2 separate regions of the Homo sapiens genome follow, and region 2 is linked to region 1. A link is an interaction called in ENCODE POLR2A ChIA-PET data of the cell type or tissue named here. Cell type or tissue: CD4-positive, alpha-beta T cell. All regions are shown on one strand. Links, peaks and the distances in the headings refer to the core of each region. The heading gives the core; the rest is flanking DNA. Region 1 has its middle 14 kb from the start of LINC01480. Region 2 overlaps TGFB1 (transforming growth factor beta 1).

Region 1 (5,375 bases), core at 193-5,192:
TCCTGCCTGGCGGTAGAGCTTCACTGTCCTCCTTCCCAGCCAAAATGTGGCCCTTGAAGGCTTCCTCCCCAACTGACCGGTTTTGGGTTCTAGGTACTCAGGGAACACCGTCTTCAAGGAGGCCATTTTCATACTGTTCCTGGTTTGATTTTTCTGAAATTAGGAAATGCCCCTTGAGGCATCCAGGATTGTCTTTATTTCCCCTGAAGCTTCCCCTCCTGAAGAAAAAAGTTCTCAAACACCCTCAGGACTCAAACCCCAAGTTCACCCTGTGAAACATTCCCATTTCCTAAACCCAGGCAGGCTCATGGCCCTCAGCCTCTCAGACCCCATGGAAACCTCCTCCCCCACTTCACGGGTTCTCTCCATATTGAGAGCCTCCCCTGCTCGGCACACAACCCAGAGACTCACCCCAACATGTGTAGCAAATCACCCTGGAAACAATCATGGCTGAACGTGGTAGCCCATGCCTGTAATCCCAGCACTTTGGGAGGCCCAGGAGGTGGATCACCTGAGGTCGGGAGTTCGAGACCAGCGAGGCCAACATGGTGAAACCTCGACTCTACTAAAAATACAAAGTTCACTGGGCATTGTGGTGTGTACCTGTAATCTCAACTACTCAGGAGGCTGAGGCAGGAGAATCACTTAAACCTGGGAGACAGAGATTGCAGCGAGCCAAGATCGCACCATTACACTCCAGCCTGGGCAAGAAGAGTGAAACTACATCTAAAAAAAAAAAAAAAAAGGAAAAGGAAAAGAAAAAAAAAATCATGAGGCAACATTGCATTTAACAATATTTTATTTATCAAAAGACACTTGTCTTTCTCAGGTAAGTGAAGGTCTAGAGATGAAACGAGTCCCGATGTAAATTGCCCCATGGGCATTGCTGAGATCACAAGATCATCACTGCAGCATGCAGCACAATAGTAAATTTCTCAGGATGGAAGTTCAACAATCCAAAAGGTAGTATTTTTTTTCATGATGCTCAGTCCATCATACGAAATAAAAATAAATTCCTTTTCATGATCATCCATTCAGTAGAAAAAATGATAGTAAATTTGTTCTCATGAAGATTTTTACCGTAACATATAGGATTTATCGTTATTATTATTATTCTTTGTTTTTTGTTTTTTTGAAGCGGAGTCTCACTCTGTTACCCAGTCTGGAGTGCAGTCGTGCGATCTGGGCACACTATTAACCTCCACCTCCAGGGTTCAAGCATTTCTCCTGCCTCAGCTTCCCGAGTAGCTGGGATTACAGGCATGCGCCACCACACCCGGCTAATTTTCGTATTTTTACTAGAGATGGGGTTTCACCGCATTGGTCGAGCTGGATTTGAGCTCCGGACCTCGGGTCATCCGCCCATCTCAGCCTCCCAAAGTGCTGGGATTACAGGCGTGAGCCACCGCGCCCGGCCTCAATTTATCATTATTCACGCATCCACAAACTGGGTTCTTATATTTTGTACGTGATTTTTTCCATTGAGGAGAGATATCTGTGCATATTCATGCTGCTCATATTTCATCCACAAACTCGGTTCATATTTCATCCACAAACATAATTTTTTCCGTTGAGAAGAGATACTTGTACATATTTATGCTGTTCAAATTCACATTTCATCATTCTTTTACAAGAAATAGATAATGTATTTTAAGGTTTTCCAGTGGTATTACAGATATTTTACTGGGTGTATAGATAGAAATTAAACCAAACTTCTTTGTTCTGGCCGCCAGTCATGCATCCTGTTTTCAACATAGTTCACATACAACTGGTTGTGTAAAAATGAAATTATTTTGTTTAGTACAATCATCAACAGTTGGTTGATTAGATTTTTAATTATCAAGTTAATCATTGTCATTATGCTTCTCATCGCACTCGTCATTAATTGCTGTGGGAGGAAATTTGTTATGTTCCCTATGAGAGGGTGTATCACAAATTCAAATAAGAATTCAACGACAATGGACTGTATAAAGGAAATAAGCAAGTCCATGGAAAACATATTTTTTTCCGGAAAGGATTAAAATATTTTTAAAAAGGAATTAAAAAAAAATTGGGCACGGTGGCAAATGCCTAGAGTCCCAGCTGCTCAGGAGATGGAGACAGAAGGATTGCTTGAGCCCAGGAATAAGTTGGAGGCTGTAGTGAACAGTGATTCCACCACTGTACTCCAGCCAGGGCAATAGAGGGAAACCCTCTTTCTAAAAAGACAAAAAGAAACAAAACAAAACAAAAAAACACCACATCAAAAAACCCAACAACAAAATGAAAAACCAAATAACAGCAATACAATTGGAGCTATTCGATCCAAAGAAGTAAATGAAACATAAAGCAAATAAAAGAGAAAAGCTAATACCTGTGTCCTGCAGGACTCAGTCCAAGTTCTGCTCTGACTCCCTCCTGGTGAGCCACCCCTTAAAAAGTCACTTGGGGCGGGGTTACTTTGACAGACAGTCTTCTGTCAAAGAGGGAGGCGGTAAATAGCACTTTTTTTTTTTTAATTTAACGCCTTTCCAACAAATTAGCGGCTATGTTGTCTAAGAGTGCAAATGTCAGAGGTGGGTACAGGCAGCAAGACCCTCCCCACAGGGGCAGCAGAAGGAGGAATGACTAAGGGAACAAGACTTTAGTGTGCTCAACTACACAGGACAGGAAACAGATGCTTTTTACAAAAGCTGGTGGACTTGAAGGCAGAATATTTTCAAGTTCCTGTAACTGCGAACTATGACCTGTAGCCTGTGAGAGTGACTTTCTGTGGCAAAGGAGCTTTTGTGAATGTGAGGAAGTTAATTATCTTAACAGTGGGAGGTTCTCCCGGCTTATCTAGCTAGACCCTCGTGAAATCCCAAGTGTCCTTAGGAAGGGGAAGCAGAGAGAGATTTGAGTCCAGAAGAGGAAGAAGGTGATGTGAGGCCCAGTAGGGGAACAAAGGGCGATGGCATGTAAACACTTAGCCCCCAGAAGTGGGAGAGGGCTGGGGTTCATCACACCAGAATCCCTAACAATCAGCCTTATTTTAATTACCCTTGAAATGGAAGGAGGCCTTAGAGAGCCAGAGGCTTGGAGGGGCACCCTCTGCTGCATACACAGATCCCAACTGCTGTGGGCTCCAAATAATTGCACCAGGGAAATCACAAATTATCAAAAATAAAGGATGTAAAGCTTTTAAAAAATATTAAAAGCCCAACAAATAAAAAAAGTTCTAAATCTATAAAATTGACCTCAGTCTGTATATTTAGATGAGTCATGTGTATATAGCGTTTCACTTCAAAATATATGATAAATCTCTCATTCATTGGCTTAAAAATAAACACTTCAATCAAGTCTTTATCAGAAAAATTGAAACGTTAACTCAATTGCCTTTTAGTTCATGTGACTTTACAAAACTTAAAACAATAAAGTCAGTTTTAAAAATTATTAGTAAAGTAAAAGAAAAATATCTTCACAATGTAGACATTTTGTCCACATGAGACATGTGAAATATTGCCATTACTAAATATTTGCAGGTCAAAAACTGTTTCCAAAACATTTTAAATAATCATCTGGCCTGTCTGTTTTAGAGCATTCAATTCTAGCTGAGGTCTGGGGACATGTGAAAGGAGCCACGGCCCGACTCCGTGCTGGGAAGAGTCAGACATTTTCCACAGCTCTGTCCTTTGCTGTGGGCTCTGCAACTCCTACCAATTAAAATTGCTTACGTTTTTGTTTTATTTTTACTAAAGAGGGGTTCCTAAAAGCTAACATTATACTGAGTATATGTAACTAAAACTACTAAGAAAACAATTTCACAATTATACAAATGTGCCAAGTAAATGAAAAAATAAACTGTATTTTAATAAAGGTTATAAAAAGAAAAACATATAGTGGTGTGAGGACTGTCTCAGGTCTTCACTGAGCAAGGGATCATGACATTCTATGGCGGACAGCTGACCTTGGCTTTCTGCTCCTCTTGATTATGTCTACTAAGTGACATACTTACTCTTTTTCCACCTGTCTTGCCTCTAAGGGTAACAGGTTTTATGAGATCCCTCCTAGTGCTTTGCAGGTCAGCCTCCCTTTGCTGCATTCCAATTTTACTGCCTATACCCTCCAGCTGGCTTTTGATGACAAAAGTCCTGGTCCCAGCCATTCTCAGATTCTGTCATCCCCGTGGGCACTATGGAGCTCAGCACTATGGGAGGTTCCCCAAAAATCTCGTTTTCTATGAGGAATGGCCACCACCTGCATCTCAGTGATGCTAGTGACCCCTTTCCTACTCCTGTGCTCACTGGTCCTCATGAAGATCCTGGTTGGTCTGTAGCCCCCTATTTTTCCTATTAAAGAGAAATTACAGTAAGACCAATTTGTGTGCAAAATCAATTTTAGGCTTATTACACTTGGCCTGATAATTTGCATAAAATGCAGCAAGAATTCATCGGCCATATAGGCTACTTTTGAGTTAATTTTCCTGGGTTTTTACCTAAAAATATACTATTTTGGTTAGAGTCTTGTGAAAATAACCAATGTGTTCAATTGTTTTATTTTAAAAGGCTCTTACTGAACACTATAAATATGTATAAGTTGAATATACAAACTATATTGTCATAAAATCACAACCCAAAATGTGGAGAACGCAGAGGGAAAGGTAAATTTGCTCGCAAAAACATACTTCACCCAAATAACTGGAAAAAAAAAAAGACTTTCATGACCCTTCTTTAACCAGAGCAGCAGCTTTCAAACAAGATGTTTGCCTTGGAAATGCCATTCACAAGCCAAACGGCCCTTGAGAGCTGTCTGTCAGGCACTGTAGAATCTAGCAGCTCCTCACAGAGTTAGAAATAGTTTCAGGAAAGAGATTCCCTGCTTTTAGTAACTGCACTTTATATTCCCAGATAGCGAGATTGTATGTAAACCATTTTTATCTTATTCTGGAACTCTTTTGGGTACTTTTTTTTTTTTTTTAAATGATGGAGTCTGGCTCTGTTGCTCAGGCTGGGGTGTAGTGGTGCGATTTCAGGGTATGAGAAAATGCAGCTGGACCTGGCTCTTTCCAGGAAGACCCTCACAGCCAAGGAGTCCAAAGCCTGGGGTTTTCATCTAATTCCAGTGTGACTGGGGTAGGAGCAGCTTTGGTGCTGGGTGTGTGTGTGTGTGTGTGTGTGTGTGTGTCTATGCCTGTGTCTGTTTAGGGTGTTAGGCTCGTGGTTGTCTAGATACAAATGTCCCAGGGCTCAGGAGCCCCAGGGTTATGTCAGGGGCACCAGATGAAGGTGTCAACAGAAGTTAGGGCACAAGGGACAAAGGTGAGAGCAAGGTTAGATTCATTTAGGTGCAAGAAATCATAGAGGGAGGAGGGAGAGGAAGGCCTCCTGCTACCACCGAGGAAGAAGCGCAGCTTA
Region 2 (5,375 bases), core at 1-5,000, 200 kb after region 1:
TTCTGCGCCAGTTTACAGCTCCAGCCCAATGACGCGCACTCCGCACCCAAGTCTCAGCCTTACCTTATCTTCCGTGGCTTCACCTTCGTTGTAGAGGTTCCTTTAACACTGACACCTCCAATCCTCTTCTCCCCAACAAATGCACATGTGTCTCGTCTCGCACGTGTCTCCCCATCTGCCTCTTTCTTTTCGTCTCCGTTAGTCTTTCTGTCCACGCATGGGTCTCCTGGTTTTTGTCTCTCCGACTATTTTCTCTCCCTTTCTATTTTTCTCCTCCACGGTCCTGTTGCCTCGTCTCCGTCTCTGACATCTCCCCGCCTCTCCCTCTCTGCATCACCCTCCAACCCTTCCTCTCCCTCCTCTCTGTCTTCCTCCCTATCTGTCTTCCCCAGCCAAGGCTCTGCCTTTCCTTTGGGGTTTGCTGAGTAACCTCCGGGCCAAGAATAGGGCTTACTGGGGCTGGGTGGGGAGGGAGACTGGGGAGGAGGAGGAGGATCGAAGGGGGCCGTAGGGGAGGGGTTTCCTCTGCCTTTCTCACCAGTCTCTTTTCACACCCCCACTATGGGAGGCTGGAAGCAGTTGCCCCAGTTGATCCAGCAGTTCATGGCCTGTTCCCTCATCCCCATCCCCAAACTTTTCCTAAACTAGAAAATACCTTGGCTGGGCGCGGTGGCTCACGCCTGTAATCCCAGCACTTTGGGAGGCCAAGGTGGGTGGACCACCTGAGGTCAGGAGTTGGAGACCAGCCTGGCCAACATGGTGAAACCCGGTCTCTACTAAAAATACAAAAATTAGCTGGGCGGGGTGGCGGGCGGCGCCTGTAATCCCAGCTACTTGGGAGGCTGAGGCAGGAGAATCGCTTGAACCTGGGAGGCAGAGGTTGCTATGAGCCAAGATCGCGCCACTGCACTCCAGCCTGGGCGACAGAAACTCCATCTCAAAAAAAAAAAAAAAAAAAGAAAAGAAAACACCTTAATTCCTTTTCTCCCCACTACAGCCATTCCTACCCAGAATGAACTTCACTTTCCCTAACCAGCTGGGGAAGGGAGTTAAGGGTGGAAAACTAATAATAAAAATAAGTAGAAGAATCACTTAGGGGTTAAGAGCACAGTCTCTAGCTGGGTGGGTGTGGTGGCTCATGCCTGTGATCTCAACATATTGGGAGGCTGAGGCGTGAGGATCCCTTGAGCCCAGGAGTTCCAGCCTGCCGTGAGCCATGGTTGTGCTACTGCACTTCCGTCTGGGGGACAGAGTGAGACCCTGTCTCTTGGGGGAAGAAAAAAAAAAAGCACAGTCTCTGGAATGAGACAGCTTGAGTTTGAATCCCAGTCTGCAGCTATGTGACCTTGGGGCAAATTACTTAATCTCGGTGCCTCAGTTTCTCATCTATTAAACGGGTATAATAATAGTATAAGGTTGTGAGGTTTAAATGTCTTCATCTTTGTAAAGTGCTTTAGATAGCATCTGGTAAATAGCGCTGTTTTGTGGTTTTTTGTTGTTGTTGTTTTTGAGACAGAGTCTTACTCTGTCACCCAGGCTGGAGTGCAGTGGCGCAATCTCGGCACACTATAACCTCTGCCTCTCAGGTTCAAGCGATTCTCATGCCTCAACCTCCCAAGTAGCTGGGATTAGAGCCGTCCGGCACCATGCCTGGCCAATTTTTGTATTTTTAGTAGAAACGGGGTTTCACCATGTTGGCCAGGCTGGTCTCGAACTCCCGACCTCAAGTAATCAATCCACCTCGGCCTCCCAAAGTGCTGGGATTACAGGCGTGAGCCACTGCGCCCAGCCAGCACTCTTAGACGTATACATGATTGAGTGACCAGTGTATGCAGAATTGGTGCCACATGGCTTGACCTGGGTCATCTAATTTCCCACTATAATACTGGAATGGGTTCTAGAGTCACTCTGTCTTGTCTTACACCTGGCTCAGAGAGAGGAATTCACTTGCCCAAGGTTACACAGCGCTTAAATTAGGAGAGTCTGTGTGGGAATGCAGGGAGCTTAATGTTATTGCTGTTTTTCAAAGAATAACAGGAAACTGACATTCAGAAAGAGGGTGTTAACTGCCCATGGTCACACAGCCAAGAGGCAGCAGAGGCACTATCTGAGTCCAAAGCCTGTGCCTTTGATCCTTACTCTGCATTTTAGGGGCTCTTGCATTTGGGGCAAGGAAGGCCAGAGCAAACAGAGTGGTTCCCCTTGGTGCCAGCCTTAGTCGACTTGAGAGATGATGCTACATGAGAGAGGAATGTGGTTAGGACCTATTTTACAGAGGAGGAAACAAACCTAGGGGGAGAAACCACTTCCTCAAGGTCACACAGCTAAAAAGTATCACAGTCAGGGCTGGGCGTGGTGGCTCACACCTGTAATCCCAGCACTTTGGGAGGCCGAGGCGGGTGGATCACGAGGTCAGGAGATCGAGACCATCCTGGCCAACATGGTGAAACCCCATCTCTACTAAAAATACAAAAATTAGCTGGGCATGGTGGCATGAGCCTTTAGTCCCAGCTGCTCGGGAGGCTGAGGCAGGAGAATTGCTTGAACCCTGGAGGCGGAGGTTGCAGTGAGCAGAGATTGCGCCACTGCACTCCAAGCCTGGGTGACAGAGCGAGTCTCCGTCTCAAAAAAAAAAAAAAATTCATTTAAATAAATAAATAAATAAATAAATAAATAAATAAATAAATAAAAGGTATCAGAGACTGACTCCACCCCAGAGCTGTCAGCTCCAAAACTCCTAGAGTTGGGAGCACCAGCTCCCCTCACCTCTGCCAAACCCCTGATCGCCTCCCTTCATTTCTCCCTGCTAGAAATCTATGACAAGTTCAAGCAGAGTACACACAGCATATATATGTTCTTCAACACATCAGAGCTCCGAGAAGCGGTACCTGAACCCGTGTTGCTCTCCCGGGCAGAGCTGCGTCTGCTGAGGCTCAAGTTAAAAGTGGAGCAGCACGTGGAGCTGTACCAGGTGAGGACATGAGCCAGAAGGAAGGTCAGGGCATGGGCTGGAGAGGGTGAGCTGTGACCAAGGGGGTGGCTGTGGGTCGGCTGGTTACAAGGTCCACCTAGATGGTCCCTGAAGGATAGAAGAACACAAACCATACAATCCTAGAACGCTTTTTTTTTTTTTTTGAGACAGTGTCTCACTCTGTTGCCAAGCTGGAGTGCAGTGGTATGACCTCAGCTCACTGCAATCTCCGCCTCCTGGGTTCCAGTGATTCTCCTGCCTCAGCCTCCCAAGTAGCTGGGATTACAGGTGTGCGCCACCACGCCCAGCTAATTTTTGTATTTTTGGTAGAGATGGGGTTTTACCATGTTGGCCAGGATGGTCTCGATCTCCTGACCTCGTGATCCACCTGCCTCGGTCTCCCAAAGTGCTCAGATTACAGGCGTGAGCCACTGCGCCTGGCCTCTTTTTTTTTTTTTTTTTTTTTTGAGATGGAGTCTTGCTCTGTCGCCCAGGCTGGAGTACAATGGGGTGATCTCGGCTCACTGCAACCTCCGCCTCCTGGGTTCAAGTGATTCTCCTGCCTCAGCCACCCGAGTAGCTGGGATTACAGGCATGTGCCAACACGCTGGGCTAATTTTTGTATTTTTAGTAGAGACAGAGTTTTATCATGTTGGCCAGGCTTGTCTCAAACTCCTGCCCTCAAGTGATTCTCCTACCTGAGCCTCCCAGAGTGCTGGGATTACAGGTGTGAGCCACTGCACCCGGAACCTAGAGCACTTTTAAATGTTCAGACTCTTTGCATCCTAGGATGTTAAACACTTAGAAGGCTGGAATCTTAGGAGTTGGACTCTTTAAGGACACAGGATTCTTGAAAGTTGGAATCTCTGAAAAGGTTGGGGGCTCTAGAATCATTCTGTCCAATATGACAGCCACTAGTCACATTTAGCTTGATTAAAATTTAAATTGTTTAAAATTAAATTAAAAATTTAGGGCCAGGCATAGTGGCTCACACCTCTAATCCCAGAACTTTGGGAAGCCGAGGCAGGCAGATTGCTTGAGCCCAGGAGTCCGAGACCAGTCTGGGCAACATGTTGAAACTTCGTCTCTACAAAAAATACTAAAATTAGCCTGTTATGGTGATGCGTGCCTCTAGTCCCAGCTACTCAGTAGTCTGAGGTGGGAGGATTGATTGAGCCCAGGAGGTCGAGGCTGTAGTGAACTGTGATTGCACCACTGCATTCCAGCCTGGGTGATGGAGCGAGACCGTCTCAAAAATATATATATATAGGCCAGGCGTGGTGGCTCATGCCTGCAATCCCAGCACTTTGGGAGGCCAGGGTGGGTGGATCACTTGAGGTCAGGAGTTCAAGACCAGCCTGGCCAACATGACGAAACTCCATCTCTACTAAAAATACAAAAATTAGCCAGGTGTGGTGGCAGGCACCTGTAATCCCAGCTACTTGGGAGGCTGAGGTGGGAGAATCGCTTGACCCCAGGAGGTGGAGACTGCAGTGAGCGGAGATCATACCACTGCACTCCAGCCTGGGCAACAGAGCGAGACTCTGTCTCAAAAAAATAAAAATGAAAAAGAAATCCTCATTCTCACTGGCCATATTTCTAGTACTCTATAGTCACATGTGGTTAGCAGCTACTATTTTGGATGTTGCAGATAAAGCACATTTCCAGAAAGTTCTTTAGGACAGCACTGCTCTAGAAGATAGGGAGCTTCCAAGAGGACTGGGGCATCTGGAAGGGCTGGAGGCTCTAGCAGTTTCTATGAGCTAGAATCCATATCAGAGGGAATGTTAACTCATAGGATGGTAGATTTCAGACTTTCACAGTGAGAGAACTTTGTCCTATGTTAGCTTGGCTTCTTGGAGTCTGGGGAATTCAGCTTTATTCTGCAGTCCCTGGAGTGGACTATCCAGCCCCAGAAAATTCTTCTTTTTTTTGTGTGTGTGTGTGATGGAGTTTTGCTCCTGTTGCCCAGGCTGGAGTGCAATGGCACCATCTTGGCTCACCACAACCTTTGCTTCCTGGGTTCAAGCGATTCTCCTGCCTCAGCCACCCGAGCAGCTGGGATTACAGGCATGCACCACCACACCTAGCTAATTTTGTATTTTTAGTAGAGACGGTGTTTCTCCATATTGGTCAGGCTGGTCTCGAACTTCTGACCTCTGGTGATCCACCCTCCTCGGCCTCCCAAAGTGCTGGGATTACAAGCGTGAGCGACTGTGCCTGGCCCAGAAAATTATTCTACACAGATGTTGGGTACCTGCAGCATCTAGGTGCGGCATGGCAGACTCTTGGGTTTATAGAACATTAGTCTTCTAAAGCTTCTCAGGCTCTAGAAGTGGAAATCTTGGGATATTATCAAACATTTGAATCACAAAATGACTTTTTTTTTTTTTGAGACAGAGTC

Evidence for each region. ChIA-PET counts read pairs that join two places held together with the same protein. Peaks named below come from ENCODE experiments on the same cell type or tissue, not always from the same donor. Only the 100,000 strongest peaks of a DNase experiment are listed, where the experiment ranks them.
Region 2: POLR2A ChIA-PET joins it to region 1 with 5 read pairs; 4 of 35 experiments call an interaction of 5 or more read pairs at or near these places.

The regions. Positions count from the first base shown.
Region 1 is chr19:41,546,531-41,551,905 of GRCh38, reverse strand. It overlaps a transcript of CEACAM21 not described here. Among named protein-coding and RNA genes, the nearest start is that of LINC01480, 14 kb to the right of the region's middle. In CD4-positive, alpha-beta T cell, for the core only: no CTCF peak of the experiment used is centred there; a DNase peak (open chromatin) is centred at 2,425; H3K4me3 peaks cover 3,286 bases; H3K27ac peaks cover 3,139 bases.
Region 2 is chr19:41,345,891-41,351,265 of GRCh38, reverse strand. It overlaps TGFB1 (transforming growth factor beta 1), which reads left to right. Exons shown (of 7, transcript NM_000660.7): 2 at 2,811-2,971. Among named protein-coding and RNA genes, the nearest start is that of TGFB1, 5.3 kb to the left of the region's middle. RefSeq lists an enhancer at 116-215. In CD4-positive, alpha-beta T cell, for the core only: no CTCF peak of the experiment used is centred there; DNase peaks (open chromatin) are centred at 455, 1,181, 2,215 and 2,921; H3K4me3 peaks cover 2,356 bases; H3K27ac peaks cover 2,042 bases.